3 separate regions of the Mus musculus genome follow, and all the other regions are linked to region 1. A link is a loop called in an ENCODE intact Hi-C map of the cell type or tissue named here. Cell type or tissue: left cerebral cortex. All regions are shown on one strand.

Region 1 (8,000 bases):
CTGTGGCTGCCACTTTCTGCCATGACCCCACCATGATGGACTCAGACCCTCTGGAACCATAAAACAAAGTAAACCCTCTTCTCTTTTAAATCCTTCTATACTCTATGTGTACATGCCTGTGTGTGCAGGACCCTGCAGAGGCCCAGAGAGGTGTCTGGTTCCCCGGAGCTGCAGTGGTGGATGGTTGTGAGCCACCCTGTGGGTACTGGCAACTGCAAGAACAACAAGTGCTTCTCACTCTCAAGCAGCGCTCCTCACCCTCGAGCAGTGCTCCTCACTCTCGAGCTTCTCTTTGGCCCCACGTTCTCTTTAAGTTCTCTTTGGTCATACTGTTTTATCACAGCAACAGGAAAGTGCCTAATAACTCTACTTCCCCTCTGCCACTAAATTAAAAAAACAACAACAACAACAAAAAACAAAACCTATTACACACTCCCATTACCGTGTTATTCTCCCAAAGCCATGGGTCAAAGAACTCACAGACTAAGCCCTCTGAAAATGAAAACCAAACAAGATCTTTTTATTCTTTTTGTCCCCCAACATAATATTTTTATTGATTATTTGGGAATTTCACATCATCCACCCTGATCACACACACTTCCCAGTCCCCTCGTGTCTACCCCCTACCCTTCTGACCTTCTCCTCAGAAAAAACAAACAAACAAACAAAAAACAAAAGAAAGAAAAATCCAATTTGGGTTATTCATATGCTCATTGGAGCATCGGCAAATTCCCAGGGCCTGTCCCCTAAAGAACTGAGTCCTTCCCACCTCCCCACCCAGAAGCCATCAACTTTGAGGGCTGCTCCATAGCATCCTTACCACAATTCCTAAGAGTTCTCTTTGATGGCTTCCTTTTTAGGCTGTTACTTTGGGGGACTAGGGCATAGGGGTTGTCTCGGGAGCCTTCTATGACCCTCTTATTCAACTGTGCTTCTGCAGTCAGCGATACCACTGCAGGAGTAGCTTCCTTGCCATTTACAGTCGGCGGGAGCACGGGTCCTGGGCTTCTATGTGATTTCTGGCAACAGCATGGACCACCGACATCCATGGTGCCAAGGACCCCCACTTGGTCTCCGGTGGCAGTATGGATCACCACAGTCATCAAAATGGCCTTAGGAGCCTGCACAGGCCACTCACATGAACATGGCTTCAGATAGTGGCATACACCATAGACAACTGCATGACCCTCAGTGGTAGCACAGGCCTCAGATGTCAACGCTGCTCCTGGCTGCCGTATGACCACGGGCCCAAACATGGACTTTGGAAGCAGCATACCCCATGGATATTGACAGGGTTTAGCACAGACCACAGATGCCCACATGGCTTCATCATGGCCTGGGGCAGCAGCACAGAACACTGATACCAGCATAGTCTCTGGGGGAGGTATGGACTATGGAGATCTTTCAGGGAGATCCAGTGCAGGAAATGAACCACTTTTCATCTTGGACATCCTGCTATTGCTCAGAGCCAAGGTGACCGTGCAGCAGGGGATTGGTCCAGGGGCTGAGTCTGTGCAAGCTCCAGGCTGCTGTCCACCACGCTGCTGACCCTACCAGGCAATGACATGTTCCTCCATCGACTGCAGCCTTCTCTCTCGCACACCTGTCACAACTGTCCTGTCTCTAGTTCCACCTCTCTCTACAGTGCACACACCGCTCTGCTCCTCCATCTTTCCCATCATGTATTCATTCACTGTAGTGGCATTGGAAGCTGTGTGTGTGTGTGTGTGTGTGTGTGTGTGTGTGTGTGTGTGCGTTTGCCCAAAGAGCTTTACATGCAAATGTTCACTGTAACAATGAGTCATTGGCCTAGTTTCCAGTTTCTGATGCATCACCAATAACTGGACCATTGCTGAGTCTCCTCTAGTCCATCCTGCTGTTGCCCAGAGTCTTGGTGATCCTGTGGCTCTCTCTGGTTCTGCAGGACTGGCTCCTTCACGTGCTCCAGCAATTCATAGATGGAGTAGATGCTGGGGAGTGGACCCACGCAACATGCTGAATCTCGACCTGAGTGGTAGCTGAGTTGGTCTCAGGCTGACAGGGACCGCCTGGCCTTCAGCTGCCAGGTCAGATGTTCTTCTCTTTAGTCAGTTAGTTTGGTCATAGCTACACAGTAATTAGTATAACTAATACAGGAAAATATACAGGCATAGTAATTAATATAGCTAATGCAGTAATACATACCATATGGTTCTGCACTTCTTGGCTAGATTTTTCTCAAATGTCTTACTTAGAATGCTGTTTCTAGATGGCTCCCCTCCTCTGATACAAGATATTATGTATTTCAAACTAGCCTGGAACTTGCTATTTAGCTGAGGATAACCCTGCACTTTTGTTTCTTCAGCTTCCTTCTCTCTGGTGTTGGGATTACAGAGGTATAACACTATGCCCACAGTTCATGCAGTGTTGGATATCAAACCTAGGACTCTGTATATTCTAGGCAAGCATCCTACCAAGTGAGCTAGCCCCCCCCCCATTTTCCTGATCTTTATTTACTTATTTGCTTCCTTGCTTTTGTTTTGTTTTTCAGGCAGCCTCATGTAGCCCGGGCTGCCCTCAAGCTCACAAAAGCAAGAATAACTTTCAACTTCTGATTGTCCCGTCTGCACCCCTGAGCACTGGAATAACGGGTACACACACTATGTCAGCTGTGCTGTCCTAGAGATGGGACAGCTGGGACTGTATAATTTGGGCTGTGGTGTCTGTTCACAGTGGTGTGCAGCCATCACCTCGCTGCCACTGAAGCTGCTCATTTTCCTCTGACAGAAACCCTGCGCTCAGTTTTTTATAGGTTTACTCCGTTATTTCTGCTCATAGTACAAGGGTACATTCAATTCCTCATGACTGGGAAGAAAGCAGGACCTTGGATTAGCTGCTAGCACTTGGGTTTTGCCAGTTTATATCTTTAAATATCAAGACAGTAGAGGAAGGCCAGGCGTGACCGAAGGAATCGGGCATGAGAGGCAATGTCTGATGCAGTCTACTGAGTCAATTAGGACCAAATTGATAAGAGAGGTAAGGAACACGGGCCGAGCTAGGCTTAGTGTTTGAACACCTTTAATCTTTGCACTCAGGGAGCACAGGCAGGCAGATCTGTATGAATTCGAGGCTAGCCTGTTCTACCTAGTGAGTTCCAGGATAGCCAGGGCTGTTATACAGAGAAACCATGTCTCAAAATCAATGAACCAATCAGTCAATCAATCAATTGTGGGGTGGGGAAATGGCTCAGGGGCTAAGAACACTTGCTTTTCTTGCAAAGGATCCAGGTTCAATTCCTAGCACCCACAGTATTTCACAATTATCTGTAACTTCAGTTCCAGGAGATTCAATGCCCTTATCTGACATCTGCAGGCACTGCACCCACCTGGTCTTCCCCCATCCTCTGCTCCCTCAAATCTTTTTAAAAGTATCACATTCCTGGGGCTAGAGAGATGGCTCAGCAGTTAAGAGCACTGGCTGCTCTTCCAGAGGTCCTAAGTTCAATTCCCAAAACTACATTGGTGGCTCAGGACCATCTATCTATAAAGGGATCTGATGAGCTCTTCTGGCATACAGGCATACATACAGAACAACACATACATTTAAAACACACACACACACATTCAGCATCTACACATAACATGCACCCACACATACCAACTTTCCCCAGTTGTCTTACATGTTTTGCTGGCCTGTCACAGGGCAGTGGTCACAACCTGTTTCTCCCCTTTAACCTACACATGTTCTTGCAAGTCCTTCTGTTCCCAGATTGTCAGGTTGTGTTTCCTAGTAGACTGCTCGTCTGTTTTCCCCTCATAAGAGCTGAGCTCCTCAGGTGGGGAGATGGCTCAGGTGGTAAAGCTCTAGTACAACAAAGTTCAGTCCCCAGAACTCATATGAAAAAAAAAGCCAGGTGTGGTGGCATGTTCTGGCAGTCCTGGTGCTGGTGAGGCAGAGACAAGAAGATCTCTGTGGCCAGTTGGCCTGACCTACTTGTCAAGTTTCAAGCCGAGGAGAGACCTGCGTTTATTCCATTTTTATTATTTTTATGTGTATGGGTGGGTTTTGCCTGAATGTAAGGCTGTCACATACATGTAATACCCATATGGGCCAGGAGAGGGCATCAGATCGCCTGCAACAGAGGTAAAAGTGAGAGTGTGTGGGCTCTCAGTGCTGAATCCAGGTCTTCTACAAGTGCTCTTAACTGCTGAGCCGTGTCTCCTAAACTAGTTTTTATTTTTTATCATGTTTTTACTGTTTGTTTTCCATTTAATTATTTGTTTTTTTGAGTCAGGGTTTGTGTAGCCCTGGCTGTTCTGGAACTCACTCTGTAGACCAAGCTGGCCTCTAACGTACAGAGATCCATTTGCCTCCAAGTGATGGGATCGAAAGCCAGTGTTGTCACCCCCTGGCTAACTAACAGATTTTTACGATGAATTTCGCTCCTGTTTCTCGTGTCTTGTTAACCCAGGCTAGTCTGAAAAATTGGAAATCCAAAACACTGCAAAATCTAAAATGTTTTTGAGTGACTTAATTCACCAGAACAAAAATTGGCACTTTCATGGTTTGGATCTGCAATGTTCCCCAAAGGCCTTCAAGCTTGTTGTGTAGCAAAACGTTTCCTGGGGAGATGCAACACACGTGTGCTCATCCCACGTAGGGAACCCGAAACACACCAGAGTACAGGTATCGCTGAAGTCCAATCTGGTGGAACCAGTGAGTTTTATTGTGATGACTTACAGGAATATGGGTGAGGGGTCATTAAGGAGCAGACATGACTCAAAGACAGCTGCATCACCGAAGCCCAGCCCCAGCAAGAATGACAGCTCACAAAGCTGGGAACCTGGAGCACACTGCACAGCCTGCAGGCCACTCAACAGGCTGGAGAGTAGCCTTGCCAGGTCCTCTGTTGGTCTCAGCTTCTTCCAAGGTAGCTCAGCTGGTGTCTGCTTCCTCCAGACAGCTGGTCTGGTCTCAGAGTCTTGGAAGCCTTTCTCCTCTGAAAGTCTCTGTGCAGCTCAGCTTTTGTTTATGGGAGAGGGACTCTCATCTTTTATTGCTTACTCTGGCAGGGAGGGGCCTAGTGAATCTGGTCCATTTCAGGGACTTCCTGAAGCTCTTTGAGTTGTTTACCTCCCTGCTTAAGGAGCTTCCCTGCAAGATGGAATGTTTCAATCTCAGAGGAAACTTACACAACATAGCTAAAGACTGTAAACCTACAGGGAGGAGTCTTTAGGGGGTGGGACCTAGAAGGAGGCAGGAGGTCACTAGCCCTGTATCCCCCAGGGCATGTTGGATCCATCCTCTCTGCATTCTGACATCTGAACACAGCGGCTCCTCCAAGTGCTCTCACCATGCTACACTGTGCAACCATAGGACCCAGAGACTGTGGCTGAAACCTCTGACACTGTGGACTGGAACAAACCTTCCCACTCTGAGCTGTTATCTCCGAGCTAGGGAGATAGTTTAGTGGGCAGGGTGCTTACCTGGCACTGGAGAAGCCCAGAGTCTGATCCTCAGGCCTGGATAAATCAGGTGTTGTGGTGGTACACACCTGTAATCTCAGCACTTGGGGAACTGGGGCAGGAGGATTGCTGTGATTCTAACCAACAATAAGAGGGCTACCGAGTGCAACCTGGTTTTAAGGGGGAAAAAATCAAATAGGGGCTGAAACAGTGACTCAGTGGACCTTAGTTTGATCCCTAGAATCCACAAGGAGGCTCACAACCCATGCAACTTCAGTCAGGGGATCTGAGGTCCTTTTCTGGACTCCACAGGGACTGCACACACGTGATGCATAGTCATACAGGCAAATACCATATACATTGAATAAATTACCTCAGGCTACACTATGTGTATGAAATAAAATTAAGTTCTTCTTTAGACTTGAGTCCTCTAAGACACCTCAGTATGTATACGGAAATGTCTATAAATTAAAAAAGAAGCCTAGCCTGGTGTGGTGGCGCACGCCTTTAATCCCAGCACTTGGGAGGCAGAGGCAGGCAGATTTCTGAGTTCAAGGCCAGCCTGGTCTACAGAGTGAGTTCCAGGACAGCCAGGGCTATACAGAGAAACCCGGTCTTGAAAAACCAATAAACAAACAAACAAAAACTAAAAAAGAACCCAACACAGGGCTGGAGGAATGGCTCAGTGGTTGAGAGCATCTGTTGCTTTTGCAAAGGGCCTGGGTTCAGTTCCTAGGTGGCTCAAAACTGTTGGGGGGTTGGTTCTAAAGCTTTGTCTTATTTTGGCTCCAAAGAGCTGGGCTTCCAGACCTGAGGGTCCCTGCCCCTAGCTGCCTTCAATTGATAATAAAAAATTACCAAACAGGGGAAAAGCTGAGCGCGTGCCCGAAAAGCAGCAAGCAAGGGAAGCATGGGGGAAGGGCCCGCGTGGGAAGACTGCAGTCTGAAAGCTCCATGCTGCATGGTTGAAGATCAGATTCCAGGGAGATTGGAGTGCACGCCCCTTCTCCCCCAAACCAGAGTCATCCCCAGCAGCAAGGGCCCCCAAGCTCTCTAGCACGCATGCGCACTTCTCGACCACAGCCCCGGGCGAGCTCCTGCCTCCCCTCCATGTCCTCTCCCCTCCACACACTGACCCACACTCACTATGATAGCTACGGGTTAGAAGGTGACAGTGACAGGAGCAGACACCGGGTCCCAGTTGCGTTTCCGGACAACTAAGAGTCGAGAATGTGGATCAGTGACAACCATGAGCACAAGGCAACCCTAAGTCACATGCTAACAATGGAGGAAGGCAGAACATAGGTCCCCGTGACACTGCCAAGCTACAGAAGCCTTGGCCTGCTGCATTGATTGAGCACATTAGTAATAAACTCAGAGTCACCGATAATGCAACGGTGACACAATAGGGAAAGAAGTCAATGCCTTTCCCCTTGGTGACATTTAACCAAGAGTGAGCCCAGACTTGACTTCTCTGCTTGGTTTTTCCTGTGTATCCTGTGTCAGTGCTCCTGTGTGTTTCCTAATACAGTGCGTTGCTCTTCCTTTAAAAAAGGAGAAGAAGGAGGAGGAGGAGGAGGAGGAGGAGGAGAAGGAGGAGGAGGAGGAGGAGGAGGAGGAGGAGGAAGAGAAGGAGAAGGAGAAGGAGAAGGAGAAGGAGAAGGAGAAGGAGAAGGAGAAGGAGAAGGAGAAGGAGAAGGAGAAGAAGAAGAAAGATTCAGAGTGGCTGGGCAGAAAAGGAGAGGTGGGTCTTTAGATTGCATGGGCCAGGGACAGGAGAGAGAGAAGAGAGTTGGAGGCAGGAGGATCAGATTTAAGAGCTGCAGGACAGAAAGCATCCAATGATGTAGGTGGAAAGGAAATGCTGCCTTATGGGGGTGGGGCTGCCCAGAAGGTAACAGGGCAGCAAAGATAAAGTAAGATTTAGAAGGTGTTAGTCCTGGGACTGGAGAGATGGCTCAGTGGTTAAGAGCATCGACTGCTCTTCTGAAGGTCCTGAGTTCAAATCCCAGCAACCACATGATGGCTCACAATCATTCATAGTGAGATCTGATGCCCTCTTCTGCTGCATCTGAAGACAGCTACAGTGTACTTAGGTATAATAATAAATAAGTCTTAAAAAAAAAAGGAGGTGTTAAGCCAGGAATCCTGAGGAGAAATGTATGTTAGTCACAGCCATGGGGAGGATTAGAAATGTCCAGCCTTTGAGCTAGTCAAGGCATATCAAAGTTAGCTGGCTTATGTGTGTTCCAGAGAGCTTTTGGTCAAGTATGCCAGGAGCCAAAGTGGTTTAACTAATTCACTGCTACACACAACCATCCCTAACTCCAGTTTCAGGGATTCTGATGACCTCAGAGGGCACGGGACAATTATATGGTGCACACACATGTAGGCAAAACATAAAGCAAAATTTCATAAAATACAAAACAATAAAAAAAATTATATACTCCTGGGTCCCAGGTATTTCAGAAAAGGGGTCCTCAAATCCATTCTGAATTAAGCTCCTGTGTGTGTGTGTGTGTGTGTGTGTGTGTGTGTATTTGAGGCAAGGACTTA
Region 2 (8,000 bases), 140 kb after region 1:
CTGACAGGGTTGAGGGCTAGAGGTACCCAGGCCATCAGAGCCAGCCAGGGAAGTAGTTCACAGTGGCATAGACAGACAGGTGCCTTCCACAGCCTGGATGAGAAGTCCCTGCTCTCTCCTCATAGTGAAGCTAATGGGCAGCCTGTGCCACTGGCAGTGTCCCAAGCAGCACTGAGCTGAGGCCGTGGAAGAGAACAGGGGAAGTAACACTGGTCTAACAAGAGTGTGTGTTTCCACCAGACCTACTCTGCTCTGGAAACTGCCTCAGGTGGGTCATGGTGGGTAGCAGGTCCCTGAATCTTCCTGATCATCCAGGCCTGGGCATCGCTGGATCCCTATCCTGGCCTTCCTTCCTCCTCAGGCCTGTGCTGTCTGTTTACCAGCAGGCAATGGGCCCCTTGGGTTCCTGGGCCTAGCTCCCACCCACACACCAATTCTGCTGTTGTTTCTCAGAGCCCCACAGGCCCTTTCCCTTAGCAGCCTATCATATTCTTCGGGCCCTGTGCTGCTCTTGCTCCCTGTAAGAGCCTGGTCATCTTATTCCCAAGTCTACTGACTTGGGAGGTCCCCTCTTGTCCTTGGACCCTACAAATTCAGAAACTCAAGCTGTGTTCTTTTCTTTTTTTTCTTTTGAGACAGGGTGTGTGTGTGTGTGTGTGTGTGTGTGTGTGTGTGTGTGTGTGTAAACCTGGGTGTCCAGGAACGCACACTGAAGACCAGGCTGGCCTCAAACTCAGAGATGCACCTGCCTCTGCCTCCCGTGTGCTGGAATTAAAGGCATGTGCCACCACCACATGGTCATGGGTTGTTCTTAAAGCTAGACCATCCTGGTACCCCACATCTCTAGTGGGCGGGATAGTGAGGTAGGTCAGTGGTAAGGGCTTGGGGACTCTTTGGTCTCTCTGGGTACCTGGAGCATGTCAGGATAGGCCTTCCTAGGAAGCAGAGGATTTTGGCTTCCATGCCTTCCAATCCCAGGAAAGCAGGCTGGACCTAGCCCCAGGTGAGGACTGCAGCAGTGACCGTGCCAGAATAGACTCCACGGGGTGTGGAACATGTGATGCCCTACAAGCAGGGTAATTAACACACCCTGAGGACTACAAACCACAGTGTTCCACCTGGCTCTCTCTTGGCAGAGAAAACAGATTTTGGAGCCAAGCTGGGGTATAAACTTTGTATATGTACTTAGAGGAAATAGGCTCAGGGCCATAGGAAGACCGCAAGCCCAGCCCAAGGTCTGCTGTAAACCTGCAAGGGGGAAGGGAGTCGAGGTGGAGAGTGGCAGGTGTCCACTCTGTCTCTGGGTCGTGCGGTCCCCAAGGACTCTAGGAGAGCAAGGATCCAGTGAGAGCGTGGCCCTGACACTGAGAAGGACTGTGTGGCTCTGTCTCCCTGAGGTCCAAGCTCTGCAGCTGTTTGGCTGAGGCTATAGTTTGATTCCTGAATGTCTGGCTGCTTCAACAGATAAAAGCCAAGGTTGGATTTGAACCTGAGTCCTAAACCCTAGGTGCACCTGGCCAAGTCTGAGTCTTTCCCACTCTTAACCCAGGCTCTAGGGTGACCCCTGCTTCTGCTGCCTCTTTCCTCTCTGGCTCCCCGCCTACATCCTCCCTTCCGGTTCTTTTGCTCTTCCCCTAAGTACTGGACCCTCCTCTCCTGAGCCCCATATCCGCTACAAAGTGGAAACCAGCTTCAATCTAGTGGCTGACTAGCTGAGTTTGCTACTGACTTGTCTGTGTGGAAGAATGAGAAAGGCCCACAGTCAAGATTCCTGACTTCTAGTCAGCTGGCTTTGCTGGATACCCATGGAAACAGTACAGCCCTGAGGCTACACTCAGTCACTTCTCTCTCTCCATGCATACAGGGCTTGTCCTCAGGAGGAAGAACTCTGTATCTGAGCCCTACTCTTCTCTGATCTTGCTCCCCAGGCCCTCAGAATGCTAGTCTCCTGGCTTGCTCCCTCGGGAGGTATCCTAACATCAGATGGAGACATGTGACTGTCATAGGAAGCACACGGGACCACTACCAAATGAGGATGAGACACAGTCTAATGGCCCTAACCACAATGGAACAACCTGATCCCAGTTCTTCCGACACGGCTCCACTACAGCCCTCATAGCTTTCCATGGCTACTCTCCCAAGGGCTCAAAATGTACCCTTCTGGATGCCACACCCTACCTTCAGAGAACCGTCCCCTGGCCATACCCTCCCTTGATAGCTCATTCCATCCCACACTCTCTCTGTGCCAGGCCCTATCGAATCTCTCCTTAGAGTTCCTGACTTGTGATTCTCTCAAGACCAGCCCAGACCTCCACTACCACTAAAATAGGGAAAGTGCTACAGGAGGTGAGGCTGGGCTGAGCAGGCAGGAGCCTGATGCCAGGAGTTGGACTTGCCACAGGCCTCTTCCTGGACCTCCCCTTCCCCGTTTAGCATAACCTTTGGGAACAGAGAGCCTGCTTGAGGGAGGGAGAGAGCTAGCCCACCTCAGCCTGATATGACAGGAAGAACAGAAGGCAGGCAGGAAGGAAGCAGCTCAGAGTCTCCTGTGTCCAGGCTGGGTGGATCATGGTCTCTGAACTCCTCAGCTCCCACTCAGTTTAAACCATTCAACCTAGCTCAGGGGGCTTCCTAGCAGTGCTAGGACCTGTGTCCTTCTACTCCCAAGACGGCTGGCCAAGCTGGGAGGCCATAGTGTGGACTGGCCAGCAAGCCCAAGCTTCGAAGCTGCACCAGGAAAGGCCAAGGAAACCCCACAAAGTGATCACATATCAGGGTTTCTGGGCTAGCTATTCAAGAGGCCCTACAGAGGAACCCTGGGGCTCGGTGCCATGGAGGAGGCTGTAGGCCCCCAGGGAGCAGCGCCCACGGGAGCAGGGCTGCTGCAGAGCACAACAGTGGATGGGGCAGGGAGATGGATACCTTGGCTCTATCTCCTCACCTGTCTCAACAATACTGTGCCAGCTCTTGTCCAAGAGCCTGCACCAGGTTCTCTGGGTACACTACCTCTGTGACCTTGTGTCTCTGCCCCTCTGTGGGAACTCCATAGGTCCTTAACTTGCCAGTGGAAGCGCCCGCCCCTGGCATGGGATAACCGCAGGCAGAGGCCAGTCCCGAGCGCCACACGGAGGCGGGGATCTGGTAACCACTCGCTCCCCTCGGCCAGGCCTGACCAGGGAATTTCGTGATGCCAAAAGCAAACAAGTGGGGCGAGCATGGGAGAGGCTCAGGTGCTCCCGGTGCGGGCCTGAGCAGGCGGCGGCAGGGTGGGGGCTCACCTTTCTGGCCGCTGAGCGCTGCGTACCAGGAGAGCGAGAGGAAGGCGCACAAGCAGAAGAGCAGCAGCGTCAGGAAGGTGCCATTGCGGAGCCTCATCTCCCCCGATGCGCGGCGGGCGCCGGCGGGGCCGAGGCCGCATGGCCCGGGGGACCGGGGCCGGGGCACGGGGGCCCGGAGGCGGCGGGGGCCCCGGCCCCGGAGCGCGGAGGAGCTGCGGGCCCGGGAGAGGAGGCTACAGGCAGGGCGGGAATGGGGACGGGGGTGGAGGGCGCGTGCGAGCTGCTCCTCCGCGGTGCGCGGTGCTGGCGGCCTCGATCTGAGGCTGGGCCGGGGCCGAGCAGGGTTGGGGCAAGGCGGCAAGAGCCGCGGCCGGGCTGGATCCGGGACCGCCGCCGAGTCGACGGGCGAAGGGCGGGGCGGCCGGGATTTAAAGGGGCCGCATCACTCGCCGCCGCTGGGAGCACCGCGAGGGGGCGGGGTAGGAGGCCAGCTCCCGGGATCCCGGCGGGCCCGCCTTGGGAAGGTGGCACGCGCGTGGAATAGCGCGCCCCAGGAAAGTCGCGGCTACAGTGGTGATGAATGAGGGTCAGCTATTGTGCAGCAGGGACAGACGGCGGAGATGCCTGTTCCCCCAAGTCTCCTTTCAGAAGATCCCATGAGCAAGTCCCTACACCTAGACCTTCAAGCCCTCCTCCCGACAGAGAGGATCTGGCATGGGAGGGGCCCGCTGTAGCCGAGCTGAGGTTATCTCTAGCTAGCAGGCTAGCCAGAAAGTGCCAGCTGCTCTCTCTTGCGCCCACCAGTACTCCCTTCTCAGGGCATTCTCTGATGTGCCTCGGAGAGTGTGCTGCGGACCGGGGGAGGCGCTCCTACTCTATCGAACAAGGACAATGGGCCGCTCTCAGGAGTAACAGAGCCGTTGTTTGTAGGTGGAGAGCACCCTCCGGAGCCCAGCCGACTAGCTTCCCGGTGCCAGGCATGCTGTGGGCGGGAGTCAGGCTCAACCTGTAGTTTAGAGGATCACGGGTCCGCAGGGTGACCGGGGGCGGGGGCGGGGCGCCTCTGGTTCCTATTTGTACAGCGGCGCCTAAGACTTTATTGCTGTCTCTTCTTGCATCTTATTACAGACTTCCCTCCATGCCTCTGCGGAACCAGGAACTGGACACACAATGAAAGGACTCACTGAGCCAAGGCAGCCTCGGGGCATGCATTTTGGAAGCGCCAAATCTACTTCCCTTCTTGAGTCTCATCACCATTCAAAATGGAACCAGAAGCTACTTTGTAAAATGGAGCTACTACCTAAGAGCAGAGTGGTGACGGCTACTAAGCCTGAGTTCCATCCCTCAGAATCCACAGGGTGGAAGGAGTGAAATGACTGCTGCAATTGGTTCTCCGATCTCTGCATGGTGTCTATGGCACGACAGTGCCATCCACGTATGATGTCCTGAAAGACCCTGCTTGGAATGACCGTGAGCGCGTGCGGGGGTGGGGTCGGGGGGAGGGGTGATCACACGCTGGGTGGGTGATGGTCTCAGTAAAGTAGAAGCTGCAGTGGTGATCTCACATACACACACACACATACATGCACACGCTTGCGTGCACAATAAAGTGACCCATACCCAGGAGGCAGGAGGATCCTTATGAGTTTAAGGAAGGCTTGGTCTACATTTAGAATTCTTGGCTAGCCAAGGCTGCATACTAAGATTCTGGGGGCAGAGTTGGGGTGGGGAGCTACAGAAGGCAAGGCACAGTCCAAAAGCCACTGTTTTACAGTTTGGAGTGACTTAGAGCAAAGTACAGCCTGATCTTGTTGGAACCTTCTGAGGGGAAGTATCCTGGTGTGTTGTCCTGTTTTCATAGGAGTCTTCTCTGTGGTGCAAAAAATAGTAGGTCTTCATTTTAGTCATATAAAGTTTTAATTTTGTTTAAAAGACAAAACAACAACAACAGTGGAGCCAGTATAGTGTGTGACATGCCTCCAATGCTAGCAGCCAGACAGCAAAGGCAGGAGCTCTGTGAGCCATACATAGTGAGCCCATGTTGTCATTCCCCAAGCCCCCAAAACAGTTTAAGACCAGCTTGATATACATAGAAAATTTAAAATTCTGAGCCAAGTAGAGCTATACAGTGGAACTGTCCTAAAAACAAATAAGGCTAGAGAGGTGGCTCCGTAGTTAAGGTACTTAACCGCTTGCTCTTCCAGAGGACCCACCCCAGTTAGGTCCCCATCAGCTTTTACAGGTGGCTCACAGCTACCTGGAACTAAGGGAAATAGACACCTCTAAGCTCAGTGTGTAGGCATGCACATACTTAAAAAGAAATCTAGAAATCAAGCAACAAAAAGTATATTAGAGCTGGAGTATAGCTGAGTGGTGAAGCACTCAACATCAACTAAAGTGGATGACTTAAGGAAGATGCTATAATGATTAAACCAGTGGATCTGAAGGACATGGACTGTAGGTGAGCACACGGATTTCCCCTCTCCCATTGCTACCTTGGAGTAGGGGAACAGGAATAAGAGAAGGTCCCTGATGTCTAGGGAGCAGAGCCTCTGTAGAAACAGGAAATTGGGGTTAGGGAGAGCCCATGTCTCAGGAGCAGGACCTCACAGCAGCCTGGCTACCTCCAGCCTCCTCCTTTGAAAATGGCAGCATTGTCTGGCACGTGTCCTGTTTTCCACTGTCTTTGCCTTTGTAGTAATTAATTAATCCGGGCCTGCTTGCCACCTAAAGTCCCTTCAGACACTTCCTAGCTCTGCATGTCGCCTTGCAGCTGGCAATATACCTTCACCTGAGGTTCGGCATCAGGTCCTAGGGACCCACTCAGGGAAAACGGAGCCATATGGGCCCAGAGAAATCCTGCTTTCCCTTTGAAAGTCAGCTGGAGGCCTTTCCTCCTTTGTTCTAGATTTTCACACAGTGAAAAACACAGTCACACACACACACACACACACACACACACACACACACCTTACTTTTTCAGAGTCAGTGACTCACTATGAAACCCTGACTGGCCTGTAACTCACCATGCAGACCAGCGCTGGGATTAAAAGCCTGTAGACACCCAGCTGTTATGATCACAGCCTTCAGCCCATGTTCTAGGACAGCCTTTGGAAGTAGTCTAGGGGTCCAGCCCTGGGGGTAGTCAAGAATAGAGCTAAGAGAAATAGAAGATCTATACATGATTTCACTAGCCTTCAAGTGAAACGAGTCCTGCTCTCCATTTAAGAATGGAAACTGCATCCTGTAGATTTCCCAGTCTATGTGACTGTCACAACAGAAGTCAGGGATTTCATCTACCTCAACTAGAGGTGTAGTGGAGCACTTCAAAAGAATAGTTACACTCATGTTAGTGACTTCATTTTTTTAAATTTATTTATTTATTGTATATGAGTATATTGTCCCTCTCTTCAGACACAGCAGAAGAGGGCATCAGATCACATTGCAGATGGTTTTGAGCCACCACGTGGTTGCTAGGATTTGAACTCAGAACCTCTGGAAGAGCAGTCAGTGCTCTTAACCACTGAGCCATCTCACCAGCCCATAACTTCATATTTTTGATATTAGTCCTGCTCTAGATATTAAAGTTTAGAAGACTCACGAGTAGTTACATATGTTTTAAAAGTGTTTTTCTGACATCTGCATTTCAGTTGTTTGTTTAGAAGGCCTTGCCTTCTAAGGCATGGGCCTGTGATTATGACGGAATTGAGAGGAGGAGGTAAGAGGTTTGAGAGTCCAGGCGAGAGTGAATTGCTCAGCTGTTAAGAGCACTTCTGCAAGAGGAAAAGGGTTTGATTCCCAACACCCACTGGAAGCTCCCAAGGGAATCAGCTGCTCTCTTCTGGCCTCCCAGAGCACTGCACACATACATTCACTCAAGAAAAACACCCAAATGCATTTTTTTTCTTAAGATGAAAAAAATTAAAAGACAGTTCAGAGTCATCCTTGGCTACAAAGCCAGTTCAAGGCCAGCCAGGGCTTCATGAGATCTTACACTTACAAACACACACTAAATTGCCCAAGAATAAGTAAAAGAGCCAAGCAGTTGCAGCACACACCCTTAATCCCAGCATTCTGGATGCAGAAGCAGGCAGATCTTTGAGTTCAAAGCCAGCCTGGTCTACAGAGTGAGTTCCAAGACAGCTAGGAGTACTCAGAGAAACCTTGCCTTAAACAAACAAACATACAAAAAAAAAAAGAATAATTTTTTTTAAAGATCTATTTTATTTAGTGTATATGAGTACACTGTAGCTGTACTGATGGTTGTGAGGCATCATGTGCTTGCTGGGAATTTGAATTCAGGACCTCTGCTGGCTTCGGCCTAAAGATTTATTTATTATTATATCTAAGTACACTGTAGCTGTCTTCAGACACATCAGAAGAGGGTATGAGGTCTCATTACAGATGGTTGTGAGCCCCTATATGGTTGCTGGGATTTGAACTCAGGACCTCAAGAAGAGCAGTCAGTGCTCTTAACCACTGAGCCATCTCTCCAGCTCAAATAAATTTTTTAAAATGGTGACATATGCTTATAGTCCCAGTACTAGGGAGACTTCAAGAGGATTGCTTCAAGTTCAAAACCAGGTTGGACTGTATAGTGCATACTAGTCCACCTGGTCTACAAAATTAAACATTGTCTCTCAAAACAAACATCAAATCAAACAAAAAATACAAACATGAATGCTTTAATGTTGATCCTCCCACAACCATGTTAGAACCTGC
Region 3 (8,000 bases), 130 kb after region 1:
TGTTTTTTTGTTTTTTTTTTTAATGAGTCTAAAATAGAAGCAGGCCTCTTATGTAGCCCAGGCTGGCCTAAGACTCTCCATCCTCCTGCCCCAGCCTCCTATGTGCAGGGATCATGGGCACACAATATACCTTTTACTTACAGCTTAGAGTCAAGGGCCTGACAGTGCACTGTGGCTGATGTCCAGTACAGTAGCAATGTTTTCTCTCTACCCTCATGGTCCACTGACCTTTCCACCGGGTCAGAGTTTAACCATGAACTCAGCATCCAGAAGGTTCCTCAGAGCCATTTAAGGATTGAGCCAGCAAAGGTATACCATGCAGAGCTCAGGGAAGAAGATGCTGGTGCCTGCAGGACTGGCTCTTTGGTCAGAGGGTGGGCAGGTCCAGTGGAGCCCTTAGAAGCTAGGCAAACCAAGTACAAGGAGAAGAATCAAAGGATGCAGGGAGGGAGTCAAAGACCAAGCCCCTTGTCCCTGCCCTGAACATCTGCTCAGGGACTTCCTGAGAAGTTGCTGATATCAAGCCTCTGTTTCCTGTGGCCAGGCCAGAGAGAATGAACTTTGATGGGAGGACACATGGGCCTGAGAGGAAATGTAAGGTTGGCAGAGCAGAGCCTGAAGTAACACAAGACATAGACTTGTCTGTAGCCTGCACCGGCGAGCACCCACGCTCACCGCAGAGACACGCAGAGATGTTCATTTGCTGACAGGCACGCAGACAGGCACACTATCCACATGGGCATATAGGAGCATGGCCTGCCTGTATCCTATGTTCTGCCTTTTCTTTTTTTTTTTTTTTTTTTTAAAGACTCATTTATTATTATATGTAAGTACACTGTAGCTGTCCTCAGACACACCAGAAGAGGGAGTCAGATCTCGTTACGGATGGTTGTGAGCCACCATGTGGTTGCTGGGATTTGAACTCTGGACCTTCAGATAGCAGTCGGGTGCTCTTACCCACTGAGCCATCTCACCAGCCCTGTTCTGCCTTTTCAATGCCTTCCCTCCCGGAAGCTGCCCCAACTGCAGCCTCCTGAAGTTTGGAACCCAAGCATTGGCATGGTGCAGGCCCATCTTGCCCTGGAACGCCTGTGTCCTGACCATTCCTTGAGTTCAGAGCACCAGCTACTGCTATTACACGTTGGTGTAATGCAAGGACCAGCGTTGACCCAACTGTGATCTTGAGAAACCTGCAGAGCCCCAGCAGGTAGGCCTCAGATCTTCTGAGGGCAATAATGAACAAAGAGACCGAAGGGGTTCTGGGGAGTCCACAGGGACCAAGGCCTCAGGCAACGAGGACGGAGGCTGGCTGTGGGGAAGCAGAAGCTCCCAAGGGTGACCCTGTCTTATGACACCCATGATATGGCCAAGCTGGCTGCAGGGACAGGAGTGTGGCCTAGGACCTGTTAGTTCCCCAGTACACGCTCCTCTCCTGTCCTGTGCTGGTTCACGCCCTTCACCTATGGCTCCGTCCACTCTTCCAGATGGATCTGGATTTTGCCACTGCTGACCAAATCTACCTCAAACCAGCTTCATCGGAAAAGAGAAGTGGCTATTTCACAAGGAAGAACAGTCCAGGAGCACACACCACACAAGGTGGCCCCCAGGGCTCGACAACAAGAGTTTCTCAGCTTCTGTACTCTTAAGCTTCCTTTCCCAGACTGCTAATGGAAGTTTCCAGAACTGGGTCTCTCTTCTGTCAACATCGGCACACATGACTACACCACAAGTGTGGCAGTGGTGGGGAGTTGTCAGCTTTGTCTGGTGTGGAAAGGACTAGGCTAAGGAAGGGAAGGGTCAGTGCCTGGAGCCAAGTAGGATGCTGGGCAAATACACCAGCCTAGAGACAAGTATTTCCCCATAACCAAGGATAAAAAATATCATTCATGAGCCTTTGGGGCTCTGAGGGGGATGGGCCTCAGGATGCCAAGGAGGAAGAAGAACATGGGTAGGTCCATTGTGGCTGGGGACACCTGGACATTATGAAGCCATAGGGAGTTGGGAAGGGTGTGTCAGCACTAGACATTACAGAGTAGCCCTGGATGGGAATACAGACCCAGTCATCACTGGGGTAGGGGAAGTCAGGGGTGGGAGTCCAGGAGCCCAGAGCCTAGGGTAAACCCTGGATGAAGGGGAAGTCTGAAAGGCCAGTGGGAAACTACCAAGGATGCAGGGTCTAGATGATATGGTAGCTGGAAACACACAAGGCTAGAGGGGGCATGGGTGAGCAGTCAGAGGGAGCCTGGGTGAGCAGCATGAGTTCCGCCACCACAGGACTAAGCACGGAAAGGCCAGGAACAACTGGAAGGAAGTGGTCAAGCTGTCCACAGCACTGGTTTCTACCTTCCCAGCCTGGCCAGGCTCCCTGCCTTTGTGGATACAGTCATATCCCCACCCCTCCCCGCCTCTACTGCAAAGGGGTGGAGAGCGCCGAGGCTCTTCCTCTCCTGGGCCAGCGTCTGAGTAGCACACTGGGCGATAAGAAGAACACCAAAGCTAATTCTGCCTGTGGCTGGCAACATGAAGGACGAAGTGGCTCTTCTGGCTACCGTCACCCTCGTGGGAGTTCTGTTGCAAGGTGGGCTGGCTCCTGTCTGGGAGGTGGGTGGATCTTACATCCTGTAGTCTGCTCTCTTCAGGCTCCTGGGGTAGGGAATTGGGGTGCTGGCAGGCCCAGGCTCAGGAGAAGGACAGGAGGCTTCTAGGCTAGCCTCCTGGTACCAAGGTCCAAGCAATTCAAGAACTGTTGGAGGGCCAAAGTTCCAGCTGAGAAGTCCCCACTTCCCTGGAGCAGGTATAGACACTCTCTAAGGAGTGTCTACAGGGGAGGACCAGGTGAAGGATGGCCACCCTGCTGAGGGGCCACTTGAGGTGCCTGCCTTGTGGTGGGAGCTGGTATCTGTTTGGGAGTGCAATACAGTGACTAGTGGAATAGCTATGGGCTTAGGTTGGGAGAGTCCCAACTCCACGCATCTGGAGCACAGTATCTGCCAGATTTAAGGCTGGGTCCATGATGTCTAAACAGAAACTGAGACAAGAATTTATGCTATTGTGTGGTGGTACTGAGACCCAAGCTAGACTGACTCTGGCTTGTGGCAGAGTCCCTTCTGGCTGATTCTGTAGAGGGGAAACCAGGGTCCCTTAGCCACAGAACGTGTGCTTCCTTGTTCCTTAAAGAATACAGCCAATTTTGCCCTGGTCCATTGCCTACGCAGGGGGTCCAGACCTGCAGAACGGGAGGTAGGCATTTGCCTGTGCTTTGCAAGTCAAATCGTTCAGGAGTAAAGTCTTCTAAGGTTCCTCCCACCGGCAGGTGTTTCAGCCGCGCATCACCCTAGTCAATCAACCCTCAGGCCTACAGGGCCTCTCCATTGAACACCACTGATGGGGCAGGTGGGAGAAGGGCATTAGAAGAGAGTCGCTCAGTGAGAGGCAAGGAGAGGGGAACTAAGGGACGGATCCCGCTCCAGATCTGCGGAGCACCACACCTGACTCCCACACCCCCACGGCCGCAGCCTACTTCTCCCTACAGGTGATCTCTGCACGAAGGGCTTTCCACGTGTCGCCGCCGCTCACCTCTGGCCCTCCCGAGTTCGAGCGCGTCTTCCGAGCCCAGTGAGCGCGGCGGGTCCGGGCGGGTTCGGGTGTCAGCCAAGGTGAACCACGCGCTCACCCAGCCTACCCCTCGCAGGGTAAACTGCAGCGAGTACTTTCCGCTGTTCCTCGCCACACTCTGGGTCGCCGGCATCTTCTTCCACGAAGGTGCGGGGCAGCGTGGGGGCACACTTCGGGGGTGGGGGTGATCCCGGATGGCGGGAGCTCGTGCTCACCGCGTCGCCTTGCATCGACTCTCGCAGGAGCCGCAGCCCTGTGCGGACTGTTCTACCTGTTCGCGCGCCTCCGCTATTTCCAGGGATACGCGCGCTCAGCGCAACTCAGGTAACTCTGGCCGGACTTCCGGGAAAGCACTGCAGGGGAGGGTCGCTCCCCAACGCCGCTCAAAGGGTGGGAGGCGGCGATCGGCCACAGGGGACCCATGGAAAGAGATCTGGGGACAGCGGGTGGGCGGACCTAGCCCTAGCGAGCCGGTGTAGCCCGGAGTGGGAGGGGCTTGAGCCTGCGGGGCAGGCCTAGTCTGGAGGGGGAGGGCCTAGGCCTGGGGGCAGTCCTAGCATGGAGGGGGCGGGGCCTTGTGTGGAGGCGGGGGGGGCTTGGCTCCGCTCCCGCTGAGCGCCACCCGCAGGCTGACTCCCCTATACGCGAGCGCGCGCGCACTCTGGCTGCTGGTGGCGATGGCTGCACTGGGCTTGCTAGTCCACTTCCTCCCCGGCACGCTACGGACTGCGCTCTTCAGATGGCTCCAGATGCTCCTGCCGATGGCCTGAGGCGAAGGCCCTCCGAATCAGCAGAACTGGAGATCTTCGAACAAAACGCTGGGGTGCCCGCCCCCGAATCCCAGTTTTTAATTAAAGTTCCCACGACGGTTCCGTCTGCATTCTCTGGGTCTGAGAGGGTCGCTTACCGCAGCTTGGAGAGCCCAAACCCCAGACAGATGCAGCCAGGCTTTGGGAGGCTTGGATAGGCCAGCATAGGCAGGCTTGGATTCGTTCTTATCACTGTACTGTCTTCTAGACAACACCTTGCCTGCGCAGCTACCTCTGCCTTGACATTTCTTTCCAGAGATAGCCACCCCTCACCCACCTTTCTGTACTTGGGGCTCACCTTCCTCTCAAGCTGAGCCTCAGGTGTTGGATTCTATCTTGTATGCCTTCGTGTCCCCCAACACCCAGCCCTGACTTCCCAACTAGAACCTATCAAGTCTTTTCCTAAGTGAGATCTGGGTCCCTGTTTTTGATCAGTGCTGAATCTCCAAATAGAGGTTCAGGACACCCCAGCTAAGGCCACACAGCAGTGAGTGTGGCCAAAAATGTAGTCAGTGATAGGTTCTCTCAAGTGGATCTCTGGATGTTTGAAGAGGACCGGACTTAGGTAGGCCTACTGACAATACACCTCAAAATGACTTTTAACCTACCTGGCCAGCAAAAATGCTCTTAAACAGGCCTAAGAATGTGTGGGAAAGCCCTCCGGCGGGTGGAGATGGCCATTTATTTTAGAGATGACCACCGTATGAGCCAGGCGCTGTGGTTCTGAGTTGCAATCCTAGTACTTGGGAAGCTGAGGCATAAATTCAAGGCCAGCTTGAGCTACAGTGAGTTCCAGGGCTCCCTGACTGTCTCAGTCCCTTTCCAACAGTGTGCCTCCCCCTCATTCACACACACCAAGATCCTATTATATGAGACAAGCTGGGACAAAGATACTAAGGACTATGGGGGCGGGGTAGGGAGAAGGGGAGGAGATGATGTCAAATTGTGGACACCACCCCCCCCCACCCCACCCCCAGCACTCAGGGGCTCAGGTCTGTACAATAGCTGTGCTGGGTTATGTGATGCTAGACCAAGAGGATCTGAGAACTCGTTGGACGAGAATTCCTATAGGATAAGTAGACACAACTTTGGGTGCATGAAACCCCCAGTTACAGACTCAGTGGTCACGACCTTCCTGCTAAGTAAACATGACGTTACGTTGAGGTATGCCAACAGACACTTGACATGGTAAAGGAGGGTCTGGGACTTAGTCCTTGGCATGACAGAGGTCAAAGTCATCTTCACCAAGTAACCTGCCAGGAGCCAGCCAATTGTGGGTAATAGTCTCGCAGCACAGGTGAGCCAGCCTTCCCCCTCCCTATCCCCACCACCAGCAAGTTTTGGGAACCCAAAATGATAGGCCAAATACAGGCAGGCAACATGCAAACGCCTGGCTAGAACTGGGAACATTCACCTATGAGACACATACTTCATTAACCCTTTATTACAAGTCACGCTCTTATAGAAGTATATGCGAACTTACGTGAAAAAATCAAATGTATCCAAGAATAAAAAACACAGCACATAAAGTAGTGTATGCATTCCAGTGTTTGCGCCGCACACGGCGGGCACCCAAGAAAAAGCTCTTCTAACGGCCCGGCTCAAGACCACCGGCCAGGGGCAAACGGTTCGGTTCAGTTCTTTTTGGGCGGCAGCAGGCCGGCCCTCAGGCACAGTGTGGGGGGCCGCCTGCCTCTCCCGCGGCCCGGCGGGCAGGAGCAGCACCAGCTTCTGGGGCCTCCGGGCCAGCGGTGAACCCCAGGCCAGCCCGAGCCGCCTGCCAGGCAGAACCCTCCAGGTGGGGTGGATATGCCTGGTCCTCTGGGGCAGCAGCAGCAGTAGCAGCGACACCCTCGGAACCGTGGGCTCCAGAGCCGGCCACAGAGCACCCTTGGAAGCCTTCTAGTCGGCCTTTTTCAGAAAGATCTGGAAGAGTCGGGCTTAGGATGAGCAGGAGTCTTGGGACTTCTTATGGTCTAGATGCTTAGTCCCATCCCAGCTGATCTTACCTCACTCAAAATGACCCACACCGGGGAGTCAGTCTGAATGGAGAGACGTAGTGCTTCCAGGGGGCCAAAGGCAGGATCCACTTCTCCTTCAGCTACACCCTTGTAGAAGGAGCCTGTGGGAGCGCGGTGCCTAGATGTAAACACGAAAGCAACACCCAAAAGCCCAGCCCACACAGGCCCGCCCTACTCACCAATCTGGAGGTATCCATCTGGGCTCCTAGGGTACCGGAGAGTGGCTGAGCGGCCTTCCTGAAGGGCCTCCTTCTCTGACTGGGGGTTCTAAAGGGCAAAGCAGCAGGGTTGAAGTGTCTGGCCAGAAGGAGGCGCTGTCAGCTCCCACCCACAGCCGGCCCATACTCACATCAAAGGGCAGCACCTCCACAGAAGTGTTGAAGAGCTTATCTTCCGGGTGCTCGATGTTCCCGCTTCGGAAGAAGAACCTACAGATGCCAAGCAGGCCTGTGAGCTGTTGTAAAGATGAGGTACTGCCCAGACCCACTGTCCAGGCCCAGCAGAGAGAAGGGCAACGCCTGGGCTAGAAATATATTAGATGGGTAACCAGGTGCTGGGAGAGGTGAGGCGCCATCTTGGACAGTCCATGGGCAGTGCAAGGAAGCCAGGGTCTTACCCTGTGACTGTGGTAACAAGTGTCATTAAGTATTAAAGATCTACCTGCCTAGGTCCACACAAGGTAGGAAGTACTATTATGGGTAGTGCTGTTCAGTAAGGAAACCGAGGCATGGGGGGTTAAGATGGGGCAAATAGTTACCTCAGGGGTTATAGAAGGAGTACCTAAAGACCCAGGACTATATGCTGAGGCCTCTAATTGGTGTTCACCCTGTCCTCTTTCCCAGGGAGTACTGACCGCTCAAGGCGCAGTGGCTGGAAGAAGCGGAACCGGATAAAGTCTCCTGCGGCAGGTGTGAAGGCCCAGAAGAAATCCTCCCGCAAGTAGGCCTTCTCCAGGGTGAAATGCTGGTACGTCTTGAGGCTTGTGCTCACCTCTGCCGGTGGGTTCACGTGCTCCTTCCGGAGAGCATGCTTTCCAAAGTCTTTATCCTGGGGAGGTACAACAGACATGAGTGCCACCCTCCAGTCCTGCCTCCACCACGTTCGGTCCACACCGCGCCACACCCCACCTTCAGTTTCTGGATTTTGCCCGCCAGTGATGAGTGAGTGCCCACATGCTGGAAAAGGGACGGCTTGAAGCGGATCCGAAGGTTGGCCTTCTGCCGATCACAATGTTTCTGTGAACAGATTGGCGCCTTAGGGTTCGGCTCAGCCCACACTCAAGGTTGGGCTCAAGATAACCGGGGAGGAGGGGGGGATTTCCTCAGCCAGCAGTTTCCTCTCCTTGCTATAGAGGCACAGCCAGGAACACAGTGTGAGCTGGCAGCTGGGGACCTGCCTTCCTTCCCTGTGCTGACTTCAAGTGTCCCCTGCTCACCGCATCCTTCTCAGGGTTGCAGACTTTCACCCACAGGATGTGGTCCAGGAGCCAGTCTATGGGCTTGTCCCGGTAGAACATGAGGATGAACTCCACAATCAGGCTCAGATCCAGTGACTT

The links. Peaks named below come from ENCODE experiments on the same cell type or tissue, not always from the same donor. Only the 100,000 strongest peaks of a DNase experiment are listed, where the experiment ranks them.
Region 2: it touches region 1 in a loop (3.0-fold over the local background); 14 of 42 quality-filtered maps call a loop at or near these places.
Region 3: a loop joins it to region 1, with 2.4 times the contacts of the local background. A loop is called at or near these places in 14 of 42 quality-filtered maps.

The regions. Positions count from the first base shown.
Region 1 is chr11:50,360,855-50,368,854 of GRCm38, reverse strand. No RefSeq gene overlaps it. Among named protein-coding and RNA genes, the nearest start is that of Mir804, 7.0 kb to the right of the region's middle. In left cerebral cortex, a CTCF peak has its summit at 4,090 (motif pointing right); a DNase peak (open chromatin) is centred at 4,100.
Region 2 is chr11:50,221,018-50,229,017 of GRCm38, reverse strand. It overlaps Mgat4b (mannoside acetylglucosaminyltransferase 4, isoenzyme B), which reads right to left and starts at 3,683. Exons shown (of 15, transcript NM_145926.3): 1 at 3,279-3,683. The coding sequence starts at 3,375. Gm36556 (a long non-coding RNA gene) reads left to right here and starts at 3,797. Exons shown (of 2, transcript XR_388620.4): 1 at 3,797-4,204; 2 at 4,407-8,000. In left cerebral cortex, CTCF peaks have their summits at 3,763 and 7,129 (motif pointing left); DNase peaks (open chromatin) are centred at 4,009, 4,441, 4,923, 7,120 and 4 more places; H3K4me3 peaks cover 3,066 bases; H3K27ac peaks cover 2,561 bases.
Region 3 is chr11:50,232,956-50,240,955 of GRCm38, reverse strand. Mgat4b (mannoside acetylglucosaminyltransferase 4, isoenzyme B) reads right to left here. Exons shown (of 15, transcript NM_145926.3): 9 at 7,881-8,000; 10 at 7,573-7,680; 11 at 7,299-7,492; 12 at 6,795-6,873; 13 at 6,625-6,712; 14 at 6,434-6,546; 15 at 5,853-6,350. The coding sequence ends at 6,327. Ltc4s (leukotriene C4 synthase) reads left to right here and starts at 2,424. Exons shown (of 5, transcript NM_008521.2): 1 at 2,424-2,578; 2 at 3,516-3,615; 3 at 3,692-3,762; 4 at 3,858-3,939; 5 at 4,244-4,495. The coding sequence starts at 2,521. The coding sequence ends at 4,385. In left cerebral cortex, CTCF peaks have their summits at 4,047, 4,253 (motif pointing left) and 6,734 (motif pointing right); DNase peaks (open chromatin) are centred at 2,368, 4,180, 5,259, 7,679 and 1 more place; H3K4me3 peaks cover 2,008 bases; H3K27ac peaks cover 909 bases.